Regions from separate parts of the Homo sapiens genome. Here regions 2, 3, 4, 5, 6 and 7 are each linked to region 1. The links are chromatin loops, found by intact Hi-C in ENCODE. Cell type or tissue: IMR-90. All regions are shown on one strand. Region 1 overlaps ARID5B (AT-rich interaction domain 5B). Region 2 has its middle 120 kb from the start of LINC00845. Region 3 overlaps LINC02625 (long intergenic non-protein coding RNA 2625). Region 4 has its middle 180 kb from the start of TMEM26-AS1. Region 5 overlaps CABCOCO1 (ciliary associated calcium binding coiled-coil 1). Region 6 has its middle 33 kb from the start of CABCOCO1. Region 7 holds the start of TMEM26 (transmembrane protein 26).

What was found. Hi-C counts contacts between places; a loop is a spot of excess contacts. Peaks named below come from ENCODE experiments on the same cell type or tissue, not always from the same donor. Only the 100,000 strongest peaks of a DNase experiment are listed, where the experiment ranks them.
Region 2: a loop joins it to region 1, with 5 times the contacts of the local background. A loop is called at or near these places in 2 of 110 quality-filtered maps.
Region 3: it touches region 1 in a loop (2.6-fold over the local background); 3 of 110 quality-filtered maps call a loop at or near these places.
Region 4: it touches region 1 in a loop (2.3-fold over the local background); 4 of 110 quality-filtered maps call a loop at or near these places.
Region 5: it touches region 1 in a loop (3-fold over the local background); 5 of 110 quality-filtered maps call a loop at or near these places.
Region 6: it touches region 1 in a loop (2.9-fold over the local background); 8 of 110 quality-filtered maps call a loop at or near these places.
Region 7: it touches region 1 in a loop (3-fold over the local background); 2 of 110 quality-filtered maps call a loop at or near these places.

The regions. Positions count from the first base shown.
Region 1 is chr10:61,902,846-61,906,845 of GRCh38, reverse strand. All of the region lies in intron 2 of ARID5B (AT-rich interaction domain 5B), which reads right to left. Among named protein-coding and RNA genes, the nearest start is that of ARID5B, 3.1 kb to the right of the region's middle. RefSeq lists a silencer at 3,396-3,715. In IMR-90, CTCF peaks have their summits at 1,414, 1,865 and 3,258; a DNase peak (open chromatin) is centred at 1,935; H3K4me3 peaks cover 2,138 bases; H3K27ac peaks cover 2,089 bases.
Region 2 is chr10:61,138,575-61,142,574 of GRCh38, reverse strand. No RefSeq gene overlaps it. Among named protein-coding and RNA genes, the nearest start is that of LINC00845, 120 kb to the right of the region's middle. In IMR-90, a CTCF peak has its summit at 1,616 (motif pointing left); a DNase peak (open chromatin) is centred at 1,604.
Region 3 is chr10:61,789,139-61,793,138 of GRCh38, reverse strand. All of the region lies in intron 3 of LINC02625 (long intergenic non-protein coding RNA 2625), which reads left to right. Among named protein-coding and RNA genes, the nearest start is that of LINC02625, 77 kb to the left of the region's middle. In IMR-90, no CTCF peak of the experiment used is centred here; a DNase peak (open chromatin) is centred at 1,768; H3K27ac peaks cover 1,409 bases.
Region 4 is chr10:61,269,284-61,273,283 of GRCh38, reverse strand. No RefSeq gene overlaps it. Among named protein-coding and RNA genes, the nearest start is that of TMEM26-AS1, 180 kb to the left of the region's middle. In IMR-90, a CTCF peak has its summit at 1,712; a DNase peak (open chromatin) is centred at 1,653; H3K27ac peaks cover 210 bases.
Region 5 is chr10:61,731,312-61,735,311 of GRCh38, reverse strand. The region is part of intron 5 of CABCOCO1 (ciliary associated calcium binding coiled-coil 1); the gene reads right to left. Among named protein-coding and RNA genes, the nearest start is that of CABCOCO1, 70 kb to the right of the region's middle. In IMR-90, a CTCF peak has its summit at 1,781 (motif pointing right); a DNase peak (open chromatin) is centred at 1,791.
Region 6 is chr10:61,627,465-61,631,464 of GRCh38, reverse strand. No RefSeq gene overlaps it. Among named protein-coding and RNA genes, the nearest start is that of CABCOCO1, 33 kb to the left of the region's middle. In IMR-90, no CTCF peak of the experiment used is centred here; DNase peaks (open chromatin) are centred at 2,414 and 3,084; H3K27ac peaks cover 2,380 bases.
Region 7 is chr10:61,450,215-61,454,214 of GRCh38, reverse strand. TMEM26 (transmembrane protein 26) reads left to right here and starts at 834. Exons shown (of 6, transcript NM_178505.8): 1 at 834-1,324. The coding sequence starts at 1,134. TMEM26-AS1 (TMEM26 antisense RNA 1) reads right to left here and starts at 1,576. Exons shown (of 6, transcript NR_120643.1): 1 at 926-1,576. RefSeq lists a silencer at 1,750-2,044. In IMR-90, no CTCF peak of the experiment used is centred here; no DNase peak of the experiment used is centred here; H3K4me3 peaks cover 1,217 bases; H3K27ac peaks cover 823 bases; H3K27me3 peaks cover 324 bases.

The sequences.
Region 1 (4,000 bases):
CACAGAGAGTTTAGAACTTGCCCAAGATAACACAGCTAGACTGAGACTGTTTAAATATTTAAAATTCAGACTCCTGGACCCAACTCTAGAGATTCTATTTGAGGAGACTTCAATAGGGGCCCCAGAACATGGATTTTTAGCATTTTTTAATTCAGTAGTGAGGCTGGTGATAACTGAATCACTTTTAGAAATCTGGAATGCATGCTAGAATCTGTAACATCCAGGTATGCCTGATCTTGACTCCTGGACATCATTAGCTTAGCCATCCACAAGCACAGTTGGAGGTGACCAGCAAACCTTCTTATAAAATCCCAGCGATGGCTGGTCAGGCTGAAATCCAAGCTTGCATATCCACCCATTTTAAGAGGGTATACTGCCAATAGATTAAGCACTTGGCAATTGGAAAATGAATGTAATCAGAAGTTATCCAGTAACAGAACCAATTACCCGCCTACTTTGCCATTTTCCTCCTCTGAAGAGCTAGTGGCTGAATGTGGCAATTCTAAGTAATTACTAAAGACACTTAACTCCTTGCACATGGCCCTGCTATTCATTTTCATGGTAATTTAAGATGGTATCATTTTTAGGTCCAAGAACCTCCACACAGACACAAGTTTTTTTTTTATTGTTTATAAAATTAAGAATATCTAGAACAAAGGTCACTATAATCATAATTATTTTCTATTTATTTAAGTACTTTATAGTATATAAAGCTCTTTTGCCTATAAATCCTCTTGATCTTCACCAACAATCTATAGTCATCCCTACTTTGTTCCCATTTTGCAGCTGAAGAAACTGAGGTTCCAAGTACTTATGGTTGTTCAAGATTAAGCAAATAGCAAGCTGCAGAATCAAAATGTGACTTTCTTGAATGCTTTTCCTCAACACCAGTTGCGAACACTGGAAGTATTATATATGAAGGCATTGGTGTATATAAGCATATAAATCATCACCATCATCATTAAAATGAATAGTAAGTTGTTAATGCTCATTAATAACTATTAAAATATAACTGTTATCATTATATACCACTGATTAGAATTAGCTTAACTTTACAGGATAAGGATAGTTTTGCTACCTAGACATCTGGTGACCTTTGGCAAAACTGATTAACTAGTTACAATTCTAAAATGTCTGAGGGACTGTTCACATTAGTACACACTTCTAGAATGTAATATGATGAATTCAAGCTCTGCTTTCAAGGGTAGGTTTCACTGGGGAGAAAAGATAACCTTGAATTTCAAGGAGGCCTGGGTTCTAGCCTGGTGACCTTTGACAAACCACATAACCTTTCCGAGTCTATGTCCCCATCTGTAAAATGGGTGTACAAAGTCCTGCCTTATCCAGCCTCCCACAATTTATTACAAAAATCATGAGAAAATATTCCAAAAAAAAAAAAACCCTCTGCAAATCACAGCAAACCACACAGGGACGCTATTTCTAATCTTGCACAATGATCATTTTTCTGCTTTTAGAACTGACGTCTTTACATTTCAAGAAATCATAAAAAGGCAGAATGATTCTCTTAAACCAAAAAAAGCATACTGAGTCCTGGCTGTCCTTTCGAAATGGATGCTGATGTCAGCTCAATCAAGAAATTATTAATCTCCATTTGGTTACTTAAAATAAACTGTACTGGCTGATTAAATGTGCTGAACATTTTCTCCAAGTAACAGTGCATATCACCAAGAAACCTTTCTCTTTCAGTTACACATTGCAAATGGCAAATGCATCATTCAAAACTATTTAAAATCAATAATAAAAATCATTTAAATGTATATAAACAAGTTAATGGAATAAGTGAAAACAAAGCAAATTTCTTAATGAGAGGGCCCTGTTGCCCCCTCTAGGTGCCAGCAGTAAATGCTGGTTTCTGTAAGGCTCTCCTCCAGAGAAGACTGCTGCTGCTATTCTGCTAATGAATGACTAACTTAGGCCAGGGGGGAAATGACATCACCAGGGTGGAAAACCGATCTGCATTGGGAAACTTTCTACCTGCTTTACATTTGTCATAATTATTTTGCACAATGCAGTCTGCATTTGCATAATTTTGAGGCGTGTCATTATCTCAATTGAAAATTGTTTTAATATGGCTGAATAATTCACAATGACATCAGCCAAAGTCCTAATGAAATATACAAGTATAATCATACAGCTAATTACCAGCCGTGTTAGCATTAAAAAACAAATCATGCATAATATTAGACGATGTATATGCAGCTGAGGATTATAAATAGAGCCATCTCCCTCCGCAAACCCCCTAGAGTTTACTTTTAAATGGCAAGATTAATTTTCTCAGGTATGGCTCATATAGCAGTGACGAAATGCACAGATCATTACAATGGTTCCCTTTCAATTCCCCATAATGAACAATTAAAAAGAAATCGTGTATTTAAAAATATATCTATTCACTGTCAACACTTCTAGCAGATGCAACGTTTGGCAAATATAGCCTTTATTCTTAAATCAGAATTCACCATTTAATTACACCAACAAAAATTAAAACTGTACCAAGTGGGGTCAACTCAGGGTCTTTAAAAAACATCCCAATTTCAATTCCCCGCCCCCCAAAAAAGAGTGACCACAAAATATCCCATAAAACACTGAATAATTTCCTCCTGGACTTAGTCAGAAGTCTGTTAAGCACCAGTTCTTTTCTGGATATTTAATCCTTCCCTTTTCCAGATCACAGGCCATGTTGAAGTAATAAATTTGAAAAGCAAATAATAAGAAATCAGGAGGGGGAGAGGGAGGGGGAGGAAGACAGCTGCGCAGGAAAGTTGGGTCGGGGGAGGGGGCCGAGCCAGACCTTGGGAGGGGGAAAGAGCTCAACCTGTTGGTAGGTTGCAGGATTTTTCACAGTATTTCCAAACAACACCTTTTTAAAATTGCAGGCGGACGTCGGGAAATATGAACATTTAAAAACCAAAGCTGGCCGGGGAGGGTGGAGGGGGGAGGTGAGCGGGGAGGTGGGAGGGGCTTATTTCCGAAAAGGCAGATTCGAGGGCGAACGTTTCGACGAACTCCAGTAATTAACCGGCATAGACCACTGACGAGTAATTCGATCCTGGGGAGAGGGAGTGAACTAGCAATGCCAAAAGTACTATCAACTCGATCAAACCGAGGAATTCTGGAAGGACTGGCAGCTCCGAGCCCCGGGATGAGTTAAACGGGAAACCATTCATTTAACAAAAAGATCCTTAGATCCTTACACCTACCTCGAAAGCTCGAGAGCCTGGCACAGCACTAGCTGCCCTCAAAAGTCTGTTTGATTACCCTGCTCTCGCTTTGGCAACACAAAGCCTCGCCAGGCGGCAGTGCGCCCTCCCTCCCCGCTGCGCCGTGGGCACAGACTCCCCAAAATAGTTCCCCTCGGTAGGTACCACGGCGCTGAGGTCGGTCAGCTGAGGAGGGGAGCCCGCAGAACTGCGGTCACACATGAAATGACAGAGCCGAAGGGAGGCGGCCGCCCCGGCGCCCAGTGACAGCGGGCTCACCTCCGGCGTCCTCCCGGGAGCGCGGCGAGCGCCCCCGCGGCCGCCCAGAAACGTGCCGGGGAGGCTCTGTCCCCTCCCCGCCCTCCCCGGGAGCGCCGTCTGGGCACGGAGAACGCTGGACCCGCAGGGCCAGTGGGCGAGCACACACCCCTCTGCCCTCCCCTCCCCCGCCCCCGTCCCACACACCCCCAAAGATCGCGCAGGAGGACGTCCACTTTGCGTGGAGTAATTGCAAACTAGAACATCAAATGGCTTGTCCGGGGGGAGGGGGAGTGGGCGAGAGATAGTTGTTAATGCTTAACGTGTTTGTGCCTGTTACACCACCGCTTTGAAATCCGCCCGGGCAGATCTGCAAGTTATTTGAATGTATTATTCCAGTACCTGTCATTTATCACTTTATTCAACACGTCTTTGCCAACTCAATAGCTTTTGATCTCATTCTGCCTCCATTTCGTAATTTCCGCCCTCTTAAACATATCAAATACTTACTTTGAAAAAAGAAC
Region 2 (4,000 bases), 760 kb after region 1:
TAAAAAATTAAATACAGCAGACAGAGTATGTGTGTGTGTCAAACATCATATGCTTCTTATGTGATACAATGACAAAAATAGAGCATCATCTATAAAAAGTGTTTTCAAAAAAATTGAACATGAATAAAATCAAGCATCTAGATATAACTTTCAGTTTGCAAGAAATACACAAAAGATAGATGACCATACCAAATGCCATCACAAGGATGTAATAGGCTGACTCGAGAGTGCAGGATATTCTATGAAACAAAAGATCCAGCTTCTTCAAGCAAAGAAATAGCATTTTTAAAAAGAGAGAAGAAAACTATTACACCTTAGAAGAGTTTTATAAAACCCATCCTCCAAAAGCAATTTGAATCCTAATTCAAATAAACCAATTGAAAAAGAAAAGATATTTATGGAGCAGTAAGAAAAAAGTTGAATACTGACAGCATATTAGATTATATTAAAAATAATGTTAATTTTTAAGATATTAAGAATGGTTAAAAATAGTGTTCTTGTCTCTTAGAGATACATACATCAATATATAGGGGTGGAGTTATATCATGTCTAGTATTTACTTCAAAATCATCCAGTAGAGTAAGGCAGAGGTGAGAAGGTACAGATGAAACAGGGCTGGCCATACATTGATAATAGTTAAAGCTGTGTCATATGCTCATCAAGGTATATCATACTATTCTCTCTAACTTTGTATAGGTTCAAAAACCTCCATAATAAATTTTAAAGCAGTTGATAAAAAATAAACTTTCCATGAGGTTCACTAAAGTTCATGGAAAAGCAACTTTCTTCTTGTACCATCAAGATGAAAGTGACCAGTGTGGAGGTTCACATCTGTAATCCCAGCAATTTGGAAGGCTGAGGTGGGAGGATCCCGTGAGGCCAGAAGTTTGAGAACAGCCTGGGCAACATAGCAAGATCTCATCTCCACCAAAAGATTAAAATTAAAATTAAAAAATTTTCTGGGTGTGCTGGCATGCACCTTGTAGTCCCAGCTCCTAGGGAGGCTGAGGTGGGGGCATTGCTTGAGCTCAGGAGTTCAAAGCTGCAGTGAGCTATGGTCATGCCACTGCACTCCATCTTGGGTGATAGAGCAAGACCCTGTCTAAAAAAAAAAAAAAAAAAAAAGTTGAGGGGGAATTCAACTTAGGCCTTTAAATCTTTAAGAGAATTTGACAAAACAGTGATTCTCTTCTCTTTTTCTAATCCCTAAATACTGCCTGCTTTGTCAAGTGTTCAAGGGCAACTCTTCACTGATTAAAGGGGGGAAAAAGCAATTGAGCCTCAAGAAGCAATTGTTCAAATTATTTATGTCATCAGCTTGATCACAGTCTTCTGAGTGCCAGTGAGCTCAAGATCCGTACTGTTACTCTTAACTTCCCCCTGAAATAGCTAAAATGCTAGAATTCTGTATCTGATCCACCTCCTTCCTCTGCCCCCAGCAGCCTCTAGAGTCTTTGCTCTATAGAAACTTAATGCTCAATGTTTCTACACTGCGACACTGATAAAGTATGGAATTCATTAGAATTACAGAACCTCGAAATCCATACATGATAATTTTTTTAAATGTCTGAATATATCATGCGTTAGACAGTGACACCTATTGGTGAAATGTAGTGTTTTCAACCAGAACTGCTGAACATTGTACTACAAAACCTCTGGAAGTCAGACACAATGGAAAACAGCCAGACTGAACTGGGCGAAATCCATGGTAGGAGAACATCACTTTTACACGCTTTTGCCTCATTCAAATACTCTAGGTAATTTGACTTAGACACAAAGTGAGTTCGTCTATGTCTTTACAGACAATATTTTTGTTTACTGTAGCAAATATTCAGCTTATACTGTAGTGATTTGCCTTAAATTGCAATTAATTCTTTTCTTAATTGAAGTTTTAAAAATTCTCAATGTCACTTTGTTCCCCTAAGTGGACAAAAATTGTATGACCCTATCTTGATTGATTTTTTTCTTAAGTGACACTATCTGAAAGCTCACAGATTGCAAATCTGGAATCCAAGTTAATGAAAAAAATTTTTTTTCTATGCTCAAATTAGGCAAAAGATAAGGAGATTAAATTTGGCATTGTAAATATGGAAACTAGGGACTTCTAAGTATGAAATAAATACTTCTTACTTCTACCAAGGGTAGAAAGAAAGGAAGGATCCATTATTAAAAAATCAGATTGTAAGAACAAAAACAAGGAAAATGAGGAAAGTCAAATCCCATTCAATTCTCTAAAACACCCAGCATGCCACAGGAGCAGCCTACAACTCCTCCTCTTGCTCATCAAAAGTCCTCACCTCACTCATTAGAAAGATCTGTATAGCTTATGAAAATAATTTATATAACTTAGAATCATTTGTAAACACATAACATTATTATATTTAAAATATAAATATATTTATATTCATATAAGTATATATTAAATGTATTTATATTATAAAATTATATTATAAAATAACTTTAATAATAAAACCAATGGGAAAGTTAGACTCTAAGTAATTTATTTTACAGCTCAACATCAATACATTGCATGGTGAGAGATACCTGAAGCTAGAAGTACCCTTGAATCCTGTCTTCTGCCTGATATAAAATAATTTTCACTCTCAAATTGCCCATTCATTTCCTTGCACCTACTTGATTTTATCATAATGGCTGGTATGAGGTTTTTTCCCTGCTTGGTTCTGAATTCATCCTCCTCTGTGCTTCCCTCTTAATCATTTCTCCTCTTTAGAATCCTGGCCTCCTTCCCTGAGTGACACTATGAAGTCAGCCTTGACTTCAGTAAGGCACAAAGGAGCACTAACATGTTATTTTCCTCTGCTGGCTCTCTCATCTCCCCGCCCCTCTCCTTCCTGTTTTAATCAATTCCTGCAGAGTACTTCGAGGAATCCATTCTCAGGCCCTAAAGTCCCTGCGTGGCCAAGTTGCTCACTGGTACGGGGAGCTGAAGGTAACAAGGATAGGCTTCACTTCTCTGAGAGCAAGAAGGGAGCCTGTATATTCATTGCAGAGAATGCGGCAATTGCATCAATTTTGTGGCAAGAAATTCGACACTGCAAAAAACGGGGACTGGAAGGGTTGGGCCTAAGGGGAAAAAAAGGGAAAAGAAGAAAAAGGAAGAAAGAAAGGGAGGAAAGGAGAAGAGAGAAAGAAAGAAAGGAGGGAGAGAAGAAGATTAAAGTAAAAGAGAAAGAGAGAGAAAGAAAAAGAAAGGAAGAAGGAAAGGAAGGAAGGGAGGGAGGAAGGAAGGGAGAGAGGAACAAAGCAAGGAAAAGAAAAGAAAAAGAAGCCCTCTGAAATGATTCATACTCTGCTAATCTTTCCAAAGGAAGAAAAACCTGTTAATGACAGATTAGGACAGCAGTCTTGTAGTTAATTTTTATTTTCTATTACCATCATCAAAATATGTTTAAGGAGGGCCCTTGCCAAATTAAAATCAAGAAAGATTGGCCATCTGTGAAAGTTAAAGGAACATGGAAAGAGTCGGAGAACAGAGGAACAACTCAGGGTATAAAGAAGCATTTCTTTAATTCATGATTGTTTTTTGGGTTGTCCTTGTTTAACATAGGCATGCAGGGTAGAAGAATTTGGAATCTTTAAATAAATAAAACATTGCAATCATGCTGAGTTATTCAAGTCATTCACTCAGGGAGTTGGCCCCAAGAGAGTTAATTAGAATCTCTTGGGGATGAGCAGGTTCCATTTGCTGTAGAAGCCAAGTGAAGCCTGAGAGGAAGCAGTTGTTGGAAAAGTTAGAGCAAGGCTGATGGTTCACGAAGACAAATTAGAGCCTGAGAGAGCTTGGTGAACTGATGCAGATGCTGGAGGAGCAGAATCTTAGTGAACAGGTTCAATGTTTTATTTAAGCATACTGACGCTGGTTACCAAAAGCTGAGGCCCTATTAGCTGGAAGGGTTCAAGGCTGTAATTCTCTTGGTAGCAAAATAGGAATAAGTCAGTGGTTCTCAAAGTCTGGTCCCAAGACCAGCAGCATCAGAAT
Region 3 (4,000 bases), 110 kb after region 1:
ACTGATATAAAAGACACATGACTCCTGTGTGTGTTTAACCTCACACAATGAGTATAAGGAAGCTTAGTGGGTAAATAGACATCAGAAAGCTCAAGCATGTTTTTCTCAAGTGACCCAATTATACAGAGCCAGTCATCTTTCCTTAATCATGCAGGATTTATGAATCTACATAATAGTTTTAGTTCTTGACGTGTGCCTTGGAGTTGTAGATGACTTTAAATTTACTATTTTACCTATATTATTACATTTGATCCTTATAACAACATTATGAGAGACCCCCAGAGGATTCAAGTAACCTGTTTAAGATTACATTGTAAGTGGAATAAGAATAGTTTTTGCCCTTAAGAATGTTTATATTAATAAACTATTTGAGTTTATACAAGTCTTTCTGTTCCTCTAAAATACTATACTGTTTCTTGATTTGGGAGACATTGCTTGTGCTGTTTCCTTTGCTTGAACTACCTAACTTCTCTCTTTGATTAGACAAACTCTTACCCATTTTTCAAACCTCAACTTCAAGTTCATTTCCTCTAGAAGCATTTCCTGATCTCCCAAGGCTGGGCTAGGATTCCTTTCTCTGTGTTTGGTAACACCCTTAAAATTATGTAAATAAATTCATCACAGTGTCTGCCACCTAATGATAAATATTAGTTGTGATGTCATTCCTTATCCTATCTTTTATCATACTTTATACATCTTGCTTGCCATTGTATCCCCAGTAACTAGGTCTGGGGAGGTGCACAATAGTTGTTGAATGAATGAGCAATGCACTATGAGTCTTCTAGTTGATGTAGTCTTGGGTCTTTGAACTGAAGAGCAAATGCCGGAGATGGCACTGAGATTGTCTAGAGAATTTTAGGCATTTCCAAGTCTAATCCACAGACTGCCATCTGAGTGTTGGTAGCTAAAATGGTTATCTGTTGTTTGTCTGCCCAACACCCTTTTCCCTTATTTTGCCATCACTCTCTCACTTTTCCTTTGGGGACTGTCCCCTTCCTCTCTTTTGATCAGTGCTGTTCAGGTGGGGCTTCCAACACCTCTTGAACAGGAATAGGTCTAATAAGCACATTCCATCCCCTAGGTGCAGTGTAAAACTTATGGATGGCATTCAACCCAAACTGGGCTGATGCGCGTAACCCTTGGACTTCTGCTGAAACTTTTAGAGGAGAGGATCTGTTTTTTTTCTTTCTAAGATTGCAAGCAACAGAAACAAGCCTGGAACTACAGGTTCTTTGGGAATTTGTGAAGAGATCAGTGAATCCAACACAGAACATCCAGAGCCAGGAGATGGTGATAGAGTGAAGGCATAATGAAGACATCATTTGAGTATCTGGGATTCAGTAGTACCTGAAGCAAGATTGAATTTCCAAGTTTATGAACTGATAGGTTCCCTTTCTGGTTGCAACTAGTTTGAGTTGCATTTTTGTCAGTCACCAATAGCTGATAGTGTTCTGACTAACTCAGTTGGAAACAAAATATCATGGTATTTTTATTATTGTCATTAGGGCTTTTTGTCCCTTTGTGGATTTGCCTTATGCTTTCACTTTTTCATATGTGTTTTGCATCCATGCAACTTGTCTTAAATAGTTAATCATGAACCAAGTAAGCAAGCATATTTTTGACTTACTTTTCCCAAGTCCAGTGTCATGTGACAGGCTCATTGGATGTCCCCCAGTTCATATTTGAGCTGAGTACATGCTTGGGATTCTTTTTCTGGGAATGGTTATGACTTTACCCAGATTCATCTTTCACCCTCTCACACTCTGCCTGTTGGACTCCTGGGGTAAACTGTGGGAGAGTGAATTCGCTGGGATCTCGGAGGGTGACCTGTGATCTCAGAGTAATGTAAGCAAACTCCTGAGCCTGTGGTGTCAGAGCCTCAGAGCTGAACCTAACTGAGCTTTGCATCCAGATCTGGGCAGACAAGGCCTTCAAACTCTCTTTGGAGAAACTTCATGCCCCCTTAGGGAGGTGCAGAATCAAAAGGAATTGCAGCCTATTTGGTTTTCATGGTTGGTGGACACTGGTCTCTAAGTGCTATGGTGACTTCATGCATGGGCTTCTTTGTCCTATGAACTGAAGGATGGATACATCCCTTTTTGCCACAAGCCCTCTATGAAATGGCAATGAAGCTCCCTATGGTGCTTGTTTACCATAATCAATAGATGAATCAATTGCTTTCTATACCTGATTCAAGGAAGTAATTAAAGCAGGGAGGCAGAGGTATCATTAATAGAAGTTCAGTCCTCGCTATTTGCCAAAATCTATTTCTGGAAACTAGATCATTGAATGCATCAGAGTATAATGGATAATATATTCCCATTCAAACAGTGTTATATTTGGGAATTGTGTTCCCAAACAAGGCCACAGCTTCACATAACTCAGAGGTGACCTTTCATTGTCCTGAAATCCAAGATACAAACTGCAAAGTCTTAAGATAATGAGATTAGGATCTAATTACTATTAAATTGCAAAAATGTAAAATGACAAGTTTAAAATGGAATTATATGTTCCATACCTATTGTTTATATAAGGGCCTGTATTATCCATGAACTATTCATATATCATTAAAAAATGTATTTGACTATCACAATTTAAACAAAAGGGCAAGGTACTAATTATAAAAAGTATCCTTACTTTAAAAGTAAATTAATATTACTTGTCTTCTTAGGATTTTGAAGGGTTTTTAGGAGGATAATTTAGATGGCTTAGATCTCTTTAAATGACCGCTGCGCTGGCCTTCTCTTTTACATTTCCCTACAGTAAGCACCGGTATGCTAGTCTATTGTGGAACCAACTGTGCTAGAAAATATGTGTTTGTAATGATGGCAATGATAGTAATTTAGTGGTGTTATATTCTCTGAATCTGGTAAAGACATGGAGGAGTAATATTCAAGTCATCATCTATATAATAGAGTAAAATTTCATTTAAAAAGGCATAAAATTATCCATGAGGTGAAACCCATTTTTGCCGTGAACCACATTTATTATTAAGGGTAAAATCTGCTTCTCTTCTTCAGGAGGCTGAAGTAGGCAGTTTAGCACTCACTTCCATGTGGCATATTAAGCAAGGATATTTTGCACTTTCTTCTCATTGTAAACATTCTTTATTTGCTCTTTTCCTGTGATGTCCTAATAATAAGATTTGACTTTAGGCACATGGGCAGGGTGAGGACCTAAAAGTCCTGAGCTAAGGCATAGGCTCCAGCTAACTCTATCAGAGAGCTCTACCTAAAGGCCTGGGACACAAACACAGCTGACAATGACGTATTATTTGCCTTCTTTTTGTCAGGATTTCTTTTGCATATGACTTCCCAAGAAATTTCCTAGGAACCTAGGTCCCTGGGTCTCCAGGACACCATCATTTCCATTCCATCAGTACTTTATAGGATTCCTACTAGAAACAAAAAAGAAAAAAAGTTTTCTGCTTAGCCCCAGTTAACCTGAAAATTCAATTAAACAGCATCCTCCAAACACTACAGTTCATTGACGATTAACTATGCACGTTCTTGGAAAGGCCAAACTAGATGAAACTGACATTTTGAGAACTGTATTTTGCACTGAAATAGAAATTGAAGTAGGAATATGTTTTTCCTTGCTTGTTTTGATAGCATTTTACTGATGGGAAGTTTGGGGAGGCCTGAGGGGGCAAATATTGAGCTTTTGATTTATTATCAGTGAACATTTGCTCCAAATTGTACCCCATTGCTTCATTTACAAGTGATGTTTATCTTTTTGCTTTGGAATTTTATTGGTGCTTTCTCTCTTGCTTCCCTAGAAGATCGTTGGATATATAAGGGCTACAGTCACTGAGGTTAGTGTTGTGTTCTGCATTGGAGGAATTTTCTTGACTTTATCCCAGAATTAGTGGATCCATTCTACTTGGTGACACACTCCTGCCAGAGCAACTGGCAGATGGTCTAGTGTGGAGGATTGCATTGGAATGGGGAAGATGCTGGTAGGAGAGTGAGTCCCATTTATTTAAAGCCATAATCCTCCA
Region 4 (4,000 bases), 630 kb after region 1:
GCCTCATTTATAGTGTATTTTTGGTCTTGATTGTACAAGTATATTGATATTTAATGTTCTTTACCCATGCTTTCAGTAAATTTGGTTGTCTGAAGCTCATATTTTAGTACAGGGATTTTTTAAAACTTTATAATAATCTTTCATGGAACAATACTTTAGTAAAATACAATGAAAACAAATTACTTGAGAAATGATTCATGTACTTGGATGTCATGGCAATGTCAAAGTGCCATAAAAGTTTTGAACACTTGCTCTTAAATCCATTCTTATTTCTTTGTGGTTTGGTAGACTCCTTAAGAAGAGCACATGAGAACAATGTTCTCTGTGTTTTTGCATGTTGACATCAATTGACCATAGGCTTTTTGTACTTAAAGGTCAGTTTGGCTGAACATAAGATTCTTGGCTGACATTTTCTTCTTGTGAGTATCTTAAATATATTACTATAATATTTTTGGCCCTAAAAGTATGTCTGTTAAAAATTCTGATGACAATCTAACTTTCTTTCTACTTATCTTTTTGGTGGGATAGCCTAAAGATATTTATTTTAAAGGATGGTGTTGGCCATTATGGGTCAAATTTCAAGTCCTCTTAATACATAATTTCTAATTGTTTTTATTTTAGGAAAGTTTTCAAATTATAATTTCTCTTCAGAGATTCCTTTTATATAACAGTAGTTACCAAATTTGTTGTATCATGGAAGCAGCAGTCTGGCAAAAACAATGGAGTGTTTCACAGAATAATATTTTTAGATGTATAAAGGAGAACATACAGCATTTCAAAGGAAACTAATTATATTGAAATACAGTTGTCAAAATAATTTAAAATTATGTTGCAGTTATTAACTCTTTATTAACTATTAAGTAATGAGATATAGTTCTTAATTAATGAGATCTAAATATAGTTAACAACTACAAATTGAAAAAAGTGATGAGCATAAATGGTATTTGGAGCTGTTTTTCCAAACTGTAATTTGGCATTTTGACTTTTGTGATCATTTTTGGTGATAAAATCGTAGATACTGTCAGTACTACTGTGGTTTGGTGCATATGTTGATAATTAAAGAAAAACGTTAAATTTCAGCCAGAGGTCAGTAAAAATATATACATAATATATTTCTTAACCAAGTTCATTGCACCACCTAAATTTTACCCATAAACCCTGACATCCATGGACCCTGGGTTAGGAACCCCTGTATTAGACATACGTTGAAATTTCTAAACCATCATTTTCTCTCAGGTGCTTTATTTTTTTAACGCTTTATTTACATCATTTTGATTAAAATTTTTTTTCTTCCTTTCTATGTTCTGTTTCTCTCATTGCACTATTCTGTTTATTTGCTTTTGTGTTCCTCTTGGCTCAACTTCTTTAGTGAAATGATTTTATTTATTTCTAGTTTTTTCTCAACTTATGTAACTCTAATTTTAAATCTTCCTTAATCATCTCATTTCTGAGTTATTCTATTTGTGATTTCTTGTCACAGCTTCTACCATTAGCTTGGTTTATTTTAGCTCATTTTGAAATACCGGGCTTCAGTCTTCATCTGTTTTTGAGGGCATGTCATTCTTTGTGCCTCCCAGGTCATAGGGAATTCATTCTGCTTCTCATTCTTCTGAGACTGCATACTTTTTGCTTTGCTCATGCTTAAGTAAATGAGTTTTTGTGTACTTTTAGGAGGGAGGAAAGGGCGAAGTAACTTTTCTAGACTCATGACTCTAGGACTCCCTCTTCTGTTTCTTACCTTAAAGTAACTTAAATATACATAGGCTTGCATTTTGTGGAATCTCTCTCTTCTATTCCCTAATCCCTTTTCATCTGGAGTTTTCTTTTTTTCTTTTTTATTTTTTTCCTGCTCTTTTTGTCCCTGTTCTTCTCAATGTGAAGCTCATGCTAACAATTTCTCCTGGAAGGGAAGGTTGGCTTGTTATCATCAATGGCTTAGAGGGCCCAGATTATTCCAGCACCATTAGATCCTATCAAACATGGTCCCCTTGCTCTCACCCATGATTCAGAGCCTGCAAGACTCTTACCCAGTTCAGTCGTTTTCCAGTGTATATCTATAAGAAATATGGAATATTCTGGTATCAGAATCCTCACAACCCACATTGTCTTTCTTTTACTTCCTTCTACAGAGATGCTGATACTGCTCATGTCTGATGGCTCTCAGGGCTTTTTTCTAATCCCTTATATTTTGGAGTCTTTGGAAATAGCTTAACATTTAGTTATATATAGAGATAGATAGATAGATAGCAGATATGAATAGATACTGTCTATGGATTTTTTTGAATTTTTTATCATAGTGGCTCTATTGGTTTTATATAGGGCAGTGATTCTCCACTGGGGATAACTTTGTCCCCCAAAGGAATTAACCAATATCAGTGGCAGTTTTGGCTTTCACACTGGAGGAGAGGTAATACTAGCATCTAGTGGACAAAGACCAGGGATGCTATTAAACATGCACAGGACAGTCCTTCACAACTAAAACTTATCCAGTCTAAATGTCAATAGTGGTGAGGTTGAGAAACCCTGGTCTATGGGAATTTGGGGGGATTCAAAAAGTAAGCCACAACTGATACCCTCCCAGCTGCCTCCCAACCTCCTCATCAGTTCTTCATTTAAAAAAATGTATTCACTTCTATCCGTTATTATTAATCCCCTTGTTCAGACCCATGTTTTTTTTGTTTGTTTTTTGTTTTTGTTTTTGTTTTTGTTTTTGTTTTGAGTTGGAGTTTCGCTCTTGTTGCCCAGGCTGGAGTGCAATGGCACCATCTTGGCTCACTGCAACCTCCGCCTCCCAGGTTCAAGCGATTATCCTGCCTCAGCCTCTGCAGTAGTTGGGATTACAGGCATGCACCACCATACCCAGCTAATTTTGTATTTTTAGTAGAGACAGGGTTTCTCCATGTTGGCCAGGTGGGTCTCGAACTCCCGACCTCAGGTGATTCACCCACCTCGGCCTCCCAAAGTGCTGGAATTACAGGCCTGAGCCACTGCGCCAGGGCAGGCCCATGATTTTTTTTCACCTGAGCTATTATGCTACTGTGGCCTGAAGACTGAAGCTGCTCTTGCACTCTTTCCTGTCCAAATCATCTTACCCATGATGCCAGAGTAATTCTCCCAAAGTGCAGCTCACATCATGCCAAACATCTGCTTAAAGAGATTCTGTAACTTGCTAGTACCTTGTAAATAAGGTTTAATCTCATTATCTGGAGATTCAAAATTTTCAGTGCTCTGTCCCAATTTATCTCCCTGAATTTACTCCCTCTATTCCTGATGCATATAACCTGCAATGCAGCCAAGTAGGAATTGCCACTGTTGGACAAAAATGTCTCTTTTTTCTCTATTCTTTGTTAGACAACTTTCTTACTTTGTAGTGCCTTACCATCCCTCCAGCCCCACCCCAAACCTCCCTTTACAAGAAACCTTCTCCCTGTTCCTCTTTTTCTCCCCTGCACACTCCAACCAATAATGCCTCTCCCTCTTGAGTATCTTAGCATTTTTGATACACTTGTCTTATAGCATTTAAATTATTTTTATATATAATATAAAAAATAATAAATATAAATTATATATTTTACATATACAAGTAGGATGTATATGTATCCTAGTATGTTATATTTTTGTGGTGAGAGAAGATTGTGTATTTTTTCCTTTTGGTATGGCATTTTCCACAGCACCTGACTGAAACTATCCCCACAGGACTAACAAGAATTACATGCCAGATTCTGGGCAGAAATATAGTTATAATTAAGCATTAATCTGGTTTGCACTTTGTCCCACTTCTTTGTGGCTAAAATTCAATCTGTAAAAATCACTACAGAACTGCCATCCCCCTTTGCTACCTTTGTCCAGTGTCAAGTCTCTTCCTTCCCTCCCCAGAGATAACCACCATCTTGAACTTACCATTTCCTTGCATGGAATGATTCTGACCATTTGCATCCCCGGTTTTCTTATAGATAGGACTCTGACATTGGAATCATAAGGCTTCTGTTTAATCATTGCT
Region 5 (4,000 bases), 170 kb after region 1:
GTCTAGGAAGAGAGCAAACCAAGTTCTTGATGATACTAAATTAGATTTCTGGAGAGGATGTGTTCTGAGCCCCACACATTCTCTTTTGACTTTGAGCCCTGTGATGCTTACTTACTTTATAAATGGCTTTTGGGGGTTCATCCTGGATTGTTTTGAGGGAAATTTTCTAGCTGGCTCCCAATTTTATTCTCTTGAGACTATTCTAAAGAGGCATCTTAGATATCACCTTCGCTCATTAATGGAACTTTATGTATTCCTGGCCTTGGAAAAATCTCATTCTTCTAAATTCTCTTTTGAACACAGGACAACAAGAATGCGCAGTACTAAGCAAATTTTATTTAACATTTTAAGGTTACTTTTAGGTTAGGTTGAATTTCTCAGTTATGTTTCTTATCTAATCTGGTCTCACAAATTAAGCCATTTTTTACTAAAGGAAATGAACACCATCTTCCACCCTGTTCTGCATTTTCTCATCCTATTTTTGTTCTTGTTTTAAAATTTTATCTAACACTTCTAGTTTGGATGAGCTCACTCACAATCTCTTTGATAATGGCCATTCCTACAGAGAGCGCTCCACTTACTTCTTTAGTTATGAACGTTGCCAGTTAGCTAATGGTCTGTAATTACAGACATTTAAACTTTGAAAAACCAATGTTTTCTCCTTCCCATTTTCAGGAGACAGATTTAAAAAGATTTATGTGAAGAGATAAAAATCCATTGTGTTTCTTGTTGACATAAAATGCTGCGTAAAACTTCCTGGTTTTTCTCTTAAGTCTTTTTAGTGTTTTTTTTTTCCCCCTTCCTACTTCTTGAATAAAGTCTTAATTAGGTTCTATGATTCTTAACACTTGTTTAATATCCCATTGAAGAGTGAAGGTGGGCTTCAGGTTTTCAATAGTTAACAGGCATCCCTGGCAGTCGCAAATTAGAAAAGCTTGGGTGGTGGAGCATTGGGCTGGGGAGGAAAAGAGGAAATGCAAAAGGAAATACCTAATCCATCGATCTGAGAATTTTGTATACACTGAAACTTAATTTTAAAGGTGTACAAATGACAACTGTGTAAAGAAGTCTCAGGGCATATATGAGTGTGCACGTGCCACATATGATAAAATTCACATTTTCATACCCTTGAAACTAAGTGTAAAAAGAGGTTTAGGGCAGAGAGAAAAAACAAATGAACCAAATTATTTTGAAATAAATACGTAATAAGTAGCATTAATTTATCTTCAGAAAAAAAGGTTAACTCTTCAACTGGGGGTAAGCGGGGGGAAGTATAACAGTTTGAAAAAGAATCACTGTTTGCACATTTTTTGATGAATATAAATGAGTGTATAGTCTAAACTTTTGTTGTTATTTTTTCTTTTGGGATTCTACAATATTATAATCTTTATGCTTTTAACAAGAAAACTCTTTTTATTACATAAATCTGTAAATATGTTAGCTGAAGAATTTATCTTCCTAGTTCAGGAACTGATTATGCTCTCTCCTCTTTAACATTCAACTATTTAAGTAAAAATTGAGGTAAAATCCACTAAAATAAAATAAGAAATGTAGATAAAATGCTGACAAGTCTCGGTTTGTATTTTGAACTGCAAATCTTCTGAACTGTGAATGTTTCTTATATTTTGAAAGTAATTTAATGTCTAGTTGCAAAGGAAAAAAATGACAAAACTATATTGAACTTTGGCAATTTTGAATGTGATGACTTTGTCACTTAGTTTGAAAATCATTCTCATGGGCACAAAAATGAAGTTTTAACCAAACCTCCACAGGAGGGCACTATAGTGTGACTCTGGTGTAAGTTGCAGCCACAGCAATTCATTCTGTCCTTCTCCAGCTCTTGATTAAACACCTTAAATAGTGAGTCCTTCTCCTGGATTAGAAAATTCTGGATTTCAAAACTCAAGCTAGGTAGACTTCACATATGGTAAATATTTTTTCTTTGCTAAATTAGGTAGGTAATTTAATCTTTCTTTTGAGGCATGTATTTAACATAAAATCTTATCTCAAAATACAGCAAAAAATGGCAGGATGCATGTTCTGAATGAAATAAACTATAAATAGGTTAAAATTATATAATGCTTTAAAATAACAGAAATAGTTTAGAACATTTGGTTAAGCAATCAAACCCAAAAGACATTACAACAGATAAACGCATGTATTACCTATAAGTGATACTATTTATAAAAAGCATATGTAAATGGTATTAGTTAAACACGGTATATACTACTTGCAATGGTACATCTAGCTAAGTAGATGGTAGATAGTTACATAAATCTTAGTAAATGTAGAAACAGAATCCAAACATAAATATCAAAGCATTTCCAAACTGGTTCACTTGATCCCAATAAAAGCTCTAAAAACATTCACTGTAATGATAAAGATCAAGATTTGGCCAAGATTAAGATTTAATAAGCGTTTCTCATCCTAACTTTCAATTTCACTAGTTTATTTTCAAGTTGTTCTCCAGGAGATAACATATTTTGATATTTTACTAGAGTTTTTAAAATCAATATAAAAGTACTTGTAATCTTGGCAATTGCCATCTGTCTTTGTGAGCCTTGCCTTATTATTTTGAGGACTAACAGAGCCTTGCAAATCCAAGAAAGCTGTACTGAATAGACAGTTTTATTAAATTTGAAAAGTCGCAGGAGCAGTAGTTATAGATACAGATTATATGGTTCTAATAACTGTTTACATAGCAAATCTATTTCCAGTAAGGAAACTTTTCATTTTTCAGTTTTGCCAAAAGGATTTAGGTAATTCCAAGACTGGTAAAAAGTTAAAGTGGGCTATATCAGCAGGGCTTAACTTTTGGGTGGTAGTTGTTGTCTTTACAGTCAACTATTGATAGATTTAATGTTCTGGGAATTTACAATTGAAACAAAATAATGTAACCACATTACAAATCTGACAGCTTTTTGAACCTGCATTCTAGATTAGACATTGATGGCATCATATTTTCCTAGAAATGAAAAGTACTTGCTTAAAGCAAAGGAGTTCTCTAAATTTTTGATGGTTCACACCTGGATTGAATAATTAAATTTGTTAGTAATTAAAATGCTAGTTCATCACTCCCCTGGGGAATCCAGGCAGACTGTATTAATTTAAATATCTTTTCTTTCAGCTCATACAGATCTTTATGCCAATAAAGAATTCAAAAAGTAGATTTAAAGAAAGACTTGGGTAATCTGCTTTCACATAATAAAATTACTTTTAAATATTGTTATATAAAACTGGCAAATTTTATACAGTCTGACAAACAATAGAACCATATATATTCAAAATTCTTTTGCTTTAAAATCTGGAATCTAGTTAATCAGAACATTTTAATTATGAGATTCTTCATTGTTTAGAAATTTTAGAACAGGTAAATTGTAATCAAATGGCTTGATATCAATCACTCAAAATAATGTAACTTCTGGCATCTATATTAAGGGTGAAGCAATTTCTGCTGGATTTTATATGACTTTGAGGTACTAAAAGATCTCCCTTTAAAAAAGAAACTTTCCCCCCCTTCCCTCCCTCCCTCCCTCCTTCCCTTCCTCCCTCTGTCCTCCCTCCCTTCCTCCCTCCCTCCCTTCCATTTTTAATGTTTTTCCAGTCAGAAAATTGTGCCAACAGATTTTTCATAAAATATCACGTCAAAAGCAAATTTAGTTAAGCAAAATGCTCCATTAAGCACTAATCAAAATTTTGCTGCAAAAATCTGTTTAATTTCCAAGTTTGACTCCTTAGAAGTATTTTGAGGGGCAACTGCTGTATTAATCTTAATACAAAAAAAAATGAGAAGGTGAAATATGAGATTTGGTAAATACTGAAAACTTCTACAATGCAAGGGAGATAAAAGGAAGATCCTGGATTTTATGTGGGTTTCATCTTCAGGTGAAGGACTGAAAGAACCATGCCTCCTCAGAGGATTATGTAACAAAACCCAACGAAAACAAGAGCCAGTATGTGTGGAAGCAGCTTCTCCTGATAGCTCAGATGACCATTCCTA
Region 6 (4,000 bases), 280 kb after region 1:
GCTAAACACCAAAAAGATTATGGTAACCCCCCTATATAATTCAAAATAAGAATAATTCATAACACGAAACATTCATGTGTATGCTAGAATTAAAACATTAGCTTATGTTCTGAGTTTTTCTTATGGCTAAGTCCTGGGTAAGTTAATTGAGTATGGGCCTGCATCAGGTTTGAGTAGCTCTTCAGCTGCTGCACCTTGGTGAGGTGCTCCAAGCTAGCTTACTGTCTGAAACAATACTGCACCCAAGGGTGACAGAGCCAGTAAGTGGCAGAGGAAGGATTCAAACTTAGGTCGATCTGACTTTTAATAACATGGCTTTTAATAACATGGCTTTCCCAGTGAGCCATGCCTGGGGTGAGTCTAACTCCTGTGTGTCTGCTCACCTCAGGGGGACCTGCTCATCAGTTAGGAGCAGACAAAGAGGTCTTAACAGAACATCTATGAAGAGGTAAAAGGCTTCCTGGGACTCTCTGTAAAACTTTGTCAAAGGGTTTTTCAGTGACATAAACTTCCTCTTATCTATGTTGTATTGTTACATGAGAAAAGCATGCTGCAGAGAAGTATATATATATATATATATATATATAGCAGGACCCCATTTTCTCCTAACAAAATGCTCCTATATCTACATTTATAGATGCATAGATGCTGTCATGTTTGTGGGGTTACCTTAGGTACTTTGGGGAGAAAAGGATAAAAAAGCTGTGGAAAATGATAGGTTCCTAGTGTGATGTAAACGGAACATATGCAATATATCACAGTCAGGCCTCCGACATTGCCACAAATAGGTCATCTTTGAATGTTCCTATGAACATGGTTTCAAGGTAACGTGGTTAAAAGAGAGCACTGGGCTGGGTGCAGTAGCTCACACCTATAATCCCAGCACTTTGGAAGGCTGATGTGGGTGGATCACCTGAGGTCAGGGGTTCGAGACCAGCCTGACCAGCGTGGTGAAACCCCCATCTCTACTAAAAATACAAAAATTAGCCAGGTGTGGTGGCGCACACTTGTAATCCCAGCTACTCAGGAGGCTGAGGCAGGAGAATTGCTTGAATCTGGGAGGTGGAGGTTGCATTTGTGCTATTGCACTCCAGCCTGGGTGACAAGAGTGAAACTCCTTCTCAAAAAAAAAAAAAAAACAACAACAACACAAAAACCAGCACTGCTTTGTTTAGATGATGGGGATATGGGCAGTTTTGGTCTTGGATTTCTTTGGTTATTTGAGTTTAGTTTTTTCTCTATGATAAAACAACAAAACAAACAAAAAAAGAACTCCCCCAATCTGTGGACACTTAGTTGTGCCTATAGGTGTACAGCCAGCAGTGACACACCTTGCAGCATGAGAGGCAACTTCACCAGGCCTCTCGACTCCTCTCTGTGCTTCTGTATAACCTTTTTTTTCTTTATTTTTATATATAACTTTTTTTAAAGACTGGGTCTCACTATGTTGTCCGACTGGCCTTGAACTCCTGTGTTCAAATGATCCTCCGGCCTCAGTCTCCCTCCCAGCAAGTGACTAGAGCTACATGTGCACATTACTGCACCCCGCTCCCCTCTGTGCTTCTAAAGGGGGGCCACCCTCTCTGTTCTCATGGGCCACATGCTGGCATTGACTGAAAGTCCCTAACCACGCACCCCTCCCTGCAGTCAACAGTAACAAACATAGAGGGAGCCCTCTGGGAAGTTGGTAAACAGCAATGCGCATGACCTGTCTAAAGGGGCAGGAGAGACTCCTCTCTTGGAGGCTGTTGCCTTTCAGGATGGTGAGCCCAGTATCTTCAGATCTTCCAGTTCTTCTCAAAAAGTACAAAATTCAGATTAGAGGTGAGCACTCTTTGTTTTTAATGAGTGGCACTGAATCGGATCTGACAAGATGCTATGCAAGCCAAATTGGATACATTTGCAATCACATGCCATTGTGCCTTGAAGGGGAAAGGGCCTAGTTCAATCCTTTAACAAGAGCTCAGGAAAGTTCAAGTTTATGGTTTTTGGATGGGGTGCCATTTAATGTGGGTGAAGTGGTGGAGTGTGGTCGTTAGGTTGGGGAAAACAGAGCATATATAAGAGATTTCACAAAGTCACACACTGGGGAAGAAGGGTACCTGTGGTCCCATAAAAAGACATTGTTGATTCTTTTTGCTGATTTTTCAGTTTTGCTAAGTATCTATCTTTTTCCAGTTATCTTTTCTGTCTTAGACCAATTGTGAAAGTTGAACTCTGAAGCTCAAACTCTAAGAGTGTCATGCTACTTCCATAAGGAGGGAAGACATTCTCTCTCCAATACACACACACACACACACACACACACACACACAGAGCCCACACAGCCCACACAGCCCACACAGCCCAAGCATGAAGAAACGTGAAATGTTGTTTTTCTCTTTTGATTACTTAAGAGTCAGGGGTAGGAAAGAACTGAAGTAAATACTATAGTGCGTCATCGCATGTTCTGAATTCCAGCATAATTCAAACACCTCCCACTAAGATGTGTCATTCTGCCTCTAGGCAGGACTGTTCTTAAATTGTGCTTGACATATTTAAATTGTCCTTGACCTGTGGTGTTCATTAAGCCCTCCTGGGAATTAAGTGTCCTTAGAAATTCTCAGAAAGTATCTCTCTAGAAAATGAAATTCTCTATCTCCATCAAAAAGATAAAGGTATTGCCTTCACTCTGCTGTATCTTAAAGGGGAAAAAAATGTAGGTTATCATGTAGACAGTAGAATTAAGTCAGTGCCAGCAAGTATTCAAGAGGTATGCCTTATATAGCTCATGACTTAATATCGGCAAAAGCCTCCTCCCCAGTCTGTCTTCAGAAAGGAGGCACAAGAATTCTGGAACATCATAGTTATTAATTTTTAAACAGTGCTGGAAAACTACTGCTTTTAAAACATGGAAATATTAAGAATTGTTCTGTGCCCAAAACAGATATTCTTATTTTAGAAAGTGCTTCTTCACCAACTATCATAACATTCTTTTGCAAAGAGCTAGTTAAAAAGGAGTAAAATATTTTCTGCATTGCAAGTCTGTCTTCTCTGTTCTGTTTCAAGCCAATAACTCATTTTATGCAGGCACAAACCAAGAATTTTGAAATTTCTGAGTCATCATCAGAATAGCATATTCTCCATGATCCTGAAGACACGTTTCTTGATAACACTTTGATTACTATATCCCTAGATGGATATCTCTGGTACATTGTCTGTCTAGCAGTCATATATTCCCACCTATTTGTCTTGGTAATTTCAGGCTCCAGAAGAACATATGGGCCATATTCACAACTTCTACCATTTTCAGTGTTTATCTTTATTCCGTCAAATTTCCTAAGAGTTCTTTCCATTTCCCTTCTGTCTCTCTGTTCTCTTCATTTTTTTTTTCTGAGTGTGCTGATCAGTAATTCATTTTTGTAGAGCTCCAGTTTAAAAGTTTGTGGGATAGGGAAGTTCAGTGTTAAGAAAATGGCAGATCCATAGGCTAAGGTTTTAGTCCTTGCTCTGTCATTGTTTAACATTAATAATTCTTATAGGTCATTTAGCATTCATATGTCTTAGATTCACCATTTACCAAATGCAGTGACAGCAGTTTCCTCCTACCAGCTTAGCAGGACTATAGTGGCAATGAATAAAGTACATGAATTACTTTGAGATTCTTTAGAAAAATCTTGAGTTCTTGACCTTACTCTGCCAACAACTCTGTTTGCAGCCTGTGGAAGTTGCTTTGACTGTTCTTTGCTTTGGCTTCTCCATCTGAACAATCTGAGGGATAATTACTTAATCTACTTTACAGAGATGCCTGAGTCTCCATAGGCAATTGTGATACTTTGAAAATAATTTAAGGCAGTATGGTCCAGCTTCTGGAATAGAAAGAATAGTGCACTATGGCTATCAATGGCCTGTTATGTGTAGACACTTGCGCTTTATGTTAATTACATGATCTCTCATAACCTTTTACCATCTCTGCCACGTGTTTATAATAACCTCTATTTTTCATGCAGATGAGAAAACA
Region 7 (4,000 bases), 450 kb after region 1:
TTATACAGGCTTTCCATTTACAAATGATACAAAGTTTCTTTTTAAAATAAATTTATTTGAGTAAAAATTTGAGGACATTTAAAGAAAAATATTAAGTCAATAGTAGTACAGGTGGTAGGACACCAAACAAGCAAACAAAAATCATGAAGGTGTTTTGGGAAACCCCGACTTCATTTCTTGTGTTGGACGCTGGAAAGAGGAGAGTTTAATTCATGGTCATTGATCTCAAGAGCACAGGTCCTTGAATTTGAGAGTGCATGCATTTTACCTTCTAATGGCATTCCTGGTTTTATCATTCCTCTCCTCCTCCACTTTCCCTTCTTCCGTCTTATCTTGCTACCCCTATATTTTTTTCAAGAAAAAAAAATAACCAACAGGGGTGGGGTGCGGTGGGGGATGGCACAATAAGGAATCTTCGAGTAGTAAAAGTGAGCAGGGCTACCCACTGGCCCAGGGAGGTGCGCTAAACTCGCAGAAAGCCCAGAGGGTCTGACTGCCTCTGATCCTAGGAAGTTTTAATTCAAGCTGGGCAGTAACGGGGTTTCTAAAATTGCTTGGATTCTTTGGCCCTCCTGCGTCCCGGCTTCGGGTCAGCATGACAGCGTGAAACGTGTTAGTGAATTAAAGTACTTCGGTGGAAAAGTAAGGCGGAGCTGCCAGAGATGCTCTCCTCCTCCGCCTTTCTGGCTGTGCTGCACCTTGACCTTCAGTCCTCCTCCCTCCTCTTTCCGCCCCCTCGTGATGGGGAAGTTCTTGGGAACCTCACAGAGGCCCGGGGGCGGGGATACCGGACAGGGATGGAGACTGGCCCCGAGATTGGGAGGGGGATGGGCAGCGCTGGAGAATAACGCCCTGGAGACAGGGCAGCGCAGCCCCAGACTCCCTGGAAAACCCAGCAGTCTGGAAAAGCTGGGTTTGGACTCACCCCTCTTTGAAGAGTTCTCAGGAAGTTTGGGGGAGGGGCGAGCCGCGCACCAGTTCTACCGGCATCGGGCGCTGAGGGTGAGAAGGGACCACAAGCAGCAGCAGGTCTCAGTGCTTGTCATATTCCTGCTCACCGGTGGGCTCCGGGCACGCCCGGCAGGGTCCTGGGGGCGCAGGCAAGGGGACGTAGGCAGAGTGCTCCGGCCAGCATGGAGGGACTGGTCTTCCTTAACGCCCTGGCCACTCGGTTGCTGTTCCTGCTGCACTCGCTGGTCGGGGTCTGGCGAGTGACCGAGGTGAAGAAGGAGCCGCGGTACTGGCTGCTTGCGCTGCTCAACCTCTTGCTCTTCCTGGAGACTGCGCTCACCCTCAAGTTCAAGCGCGGCAGAGGCTACAAATGGTGAGAGTGCCCCGGGAAAGCGAGGGCGCACGGGGCCCTAGGGTATTGTCCCCCACCGCACTCGCAGGCCATCTTCCCGCAACCCGCAGATTCTACTCGAATTTGGACCCCGTTTTTCCTCGCTGATCGCTTGGAAGGCGCGAGATGCTTGCGCATCTCTTGGGCACCCCAGGGCCACCCTAGGGTCCCAGTGCAACACTGGGAAGGCTCGATCTGTGAGCCTAGGCAAGAGTCACCCAGTCTCAGGTTTGGAAACTTGGAAGATGAGTAAAGAGAGGAAGCGCTGGTCTATTTTGCTGAATGTGCCCGCAAATAGGGGAGTCTTGGGACAAGGAGGTTGCCATGTAGTGTGCCTTCTGAAACTGGGGTGTGTGAGTGTGCGCGGGTTACTCTGCGTGCGTGCACATGTGGGAATGTCCTTCGCTGGGCATCAGCGACCTTCGCAAGAGCTGAGCACACTGGCCACCCTCCTAAGACGAGAAGACCCTCGCTGCACGTCTGTGGTTTCATCCGCTTCCCTTCCCTCCAGCCGCGCGCGTCGCGCGTTCTCTAGCACAGCGCCAGCTTCAGGTGTCTGGGTTTGCTGGCTTTGGGGCTTGGCTAACGGCCTGCCTATCTTGCAAGGAACGGGTTGTAACGCTGGTGAAGGGACCAGCAGGTAGTGGTTCAGTCTTAACGTCTGTGTGCAATAACTACACGCCACGTGTGGTGCTTATTTCCTCCCCGAAAGGCTTGAATGGCAATCAAATAATTGAGAAAAAGATTCTCTTGCCATTGACGAAGAGCCTCCCCCAACCCCCAGAGGAATCCATCTGGAAGTTCATCCAGAACTTCTCCAAGTTAGGCCTCTTTCTCTTTTAATTCTTTAAATAGGATGTGTTTTCATATATATATATATATATATCAATACATTAAAAATATCTCATGCTATGAGAAAGGAGAAAATGGTATTAGGCAATTTACAATTACATACACAATGGCATTATAGTCATTGTGTTCAAAAAAAATGAAACAACCCCTCTACAGTTTTACATACTAAACTACAAAAGGCTTTGTATTTCCTGACAGTTCACGGAAGAAAACATGTTGCCTCTGAAGATGATGTGAATCTTACTTACATTTTCTACTGTTGAAAAATTTCTAGAATTATCAATGCTGAAATTATTCAAGAACAATCCTAATTTAATACGACCAGGATGGGAATGTGACTACCCCTGGCTCCACCTCCCCACCCCCATGAAGAATTTATTAAGCGTGAGACATTTGAGGTACTTTCCAGTGTGCCTTTTGGAAATCTCAAAGAAAAATGGTGTTAGTTTCCCAAGTAAGCCTCAGGGATAAAGAAACAAAGGGGGAGAAAAGTGTTTGTTCACTCAGCAGGTCATATAACATTGATTTAACTTTGACTGAGTAGGTTTAATAAGCCAGAGTGGAAATATCTTTGGTCACAGAAAGATGAAGTCTGAGGCTGAAAACTGTTCATTGGAAAATAGTCCTGCCACCAACCGCCAGAGTTTCTAGGAGACCTTCAGCCTCAGAAGAGGGGCTGCTCTCCCCCTCCAAGAGTAGACCAGAGGCCTTAACTCGCATTAAGTCAAACATTCCTGTTGTGTGTAAATACTATAGCCAATGGAACTTTACCTTCACGTCTACATCTTTGTTTACTGCTGATTGGTACTGACATGTGACTTACAACCGAGAGAGGAAAAATGGTTGGGATAAAAATGAGTGATGGTCAATAAGTCAAGTTATACAGGGAACTGGGGATATACTAGTGTTTAGAGTACGCACCTCAAAATCAGACAGATAATGGGGTAAAATCTGGGTTTTCCTACTTGCTGTCAGACCTTGAGCAGGCTACTTAATGTCTCAGCCTCAATTTCTTACCTGTGAATACTTACCTCATAGGTGATTAGAGAATTATATAAAATAATATATGTTGACTGGTGATGAATAAGAAAGCAATGATCTTTTCTAAATCCAAAGATTTTTCTTTATTTTCTTCTTATTAAAAATATTATTGTATCAACTAGGCACACTTTATGTCCGCACAAGTCAGACAAATTTACTTGAGTGACTAGCCAATAAACCATTGGTTCCAGGCAAAAACGTCAAAAAAAAAATTCTCACCTTTATTTTGGAAGAACAGACCCATTATATATATTGTGCATTATAACATGAATTCAAGGAAAATCTTGCTGGCATAGTATCTACACTCATATTTGAAAATAAGCAAAGAAAAAAGTTGATTGATTTGACTTAGTATAAAATTTCAGCAACAAATGAGTCTTGGTAAATGGTCTAAATAGGAATATGATTAATAATGCTTTATTCTATTGATGTTACCAAATACAACTGAATATAGACATATGCTCATTTTTGTGGTGGAAAAAGCCCACACACTATTCTGTCATAAATGTGAGAATAAAAAATCAGAACATGGGCTGCTAAAACATGTAGGAAATTATCCTTGAAATAATATGTTAACAATGAAAAAACGTTCAATTTGGGGAACATTCCCTTTCTAGGTGAAGTATTCTGAGTAAAGCAAGGTGTAATTTTTGTTTTTGAGTGTTAAGAAAAAATTTCCATTCGAAAATCTAGGCTGATGGAATTAAATAGAGATGAAGTAAACATTATGGCAACATCTATACCTCTATATAGAAAAATATTAAT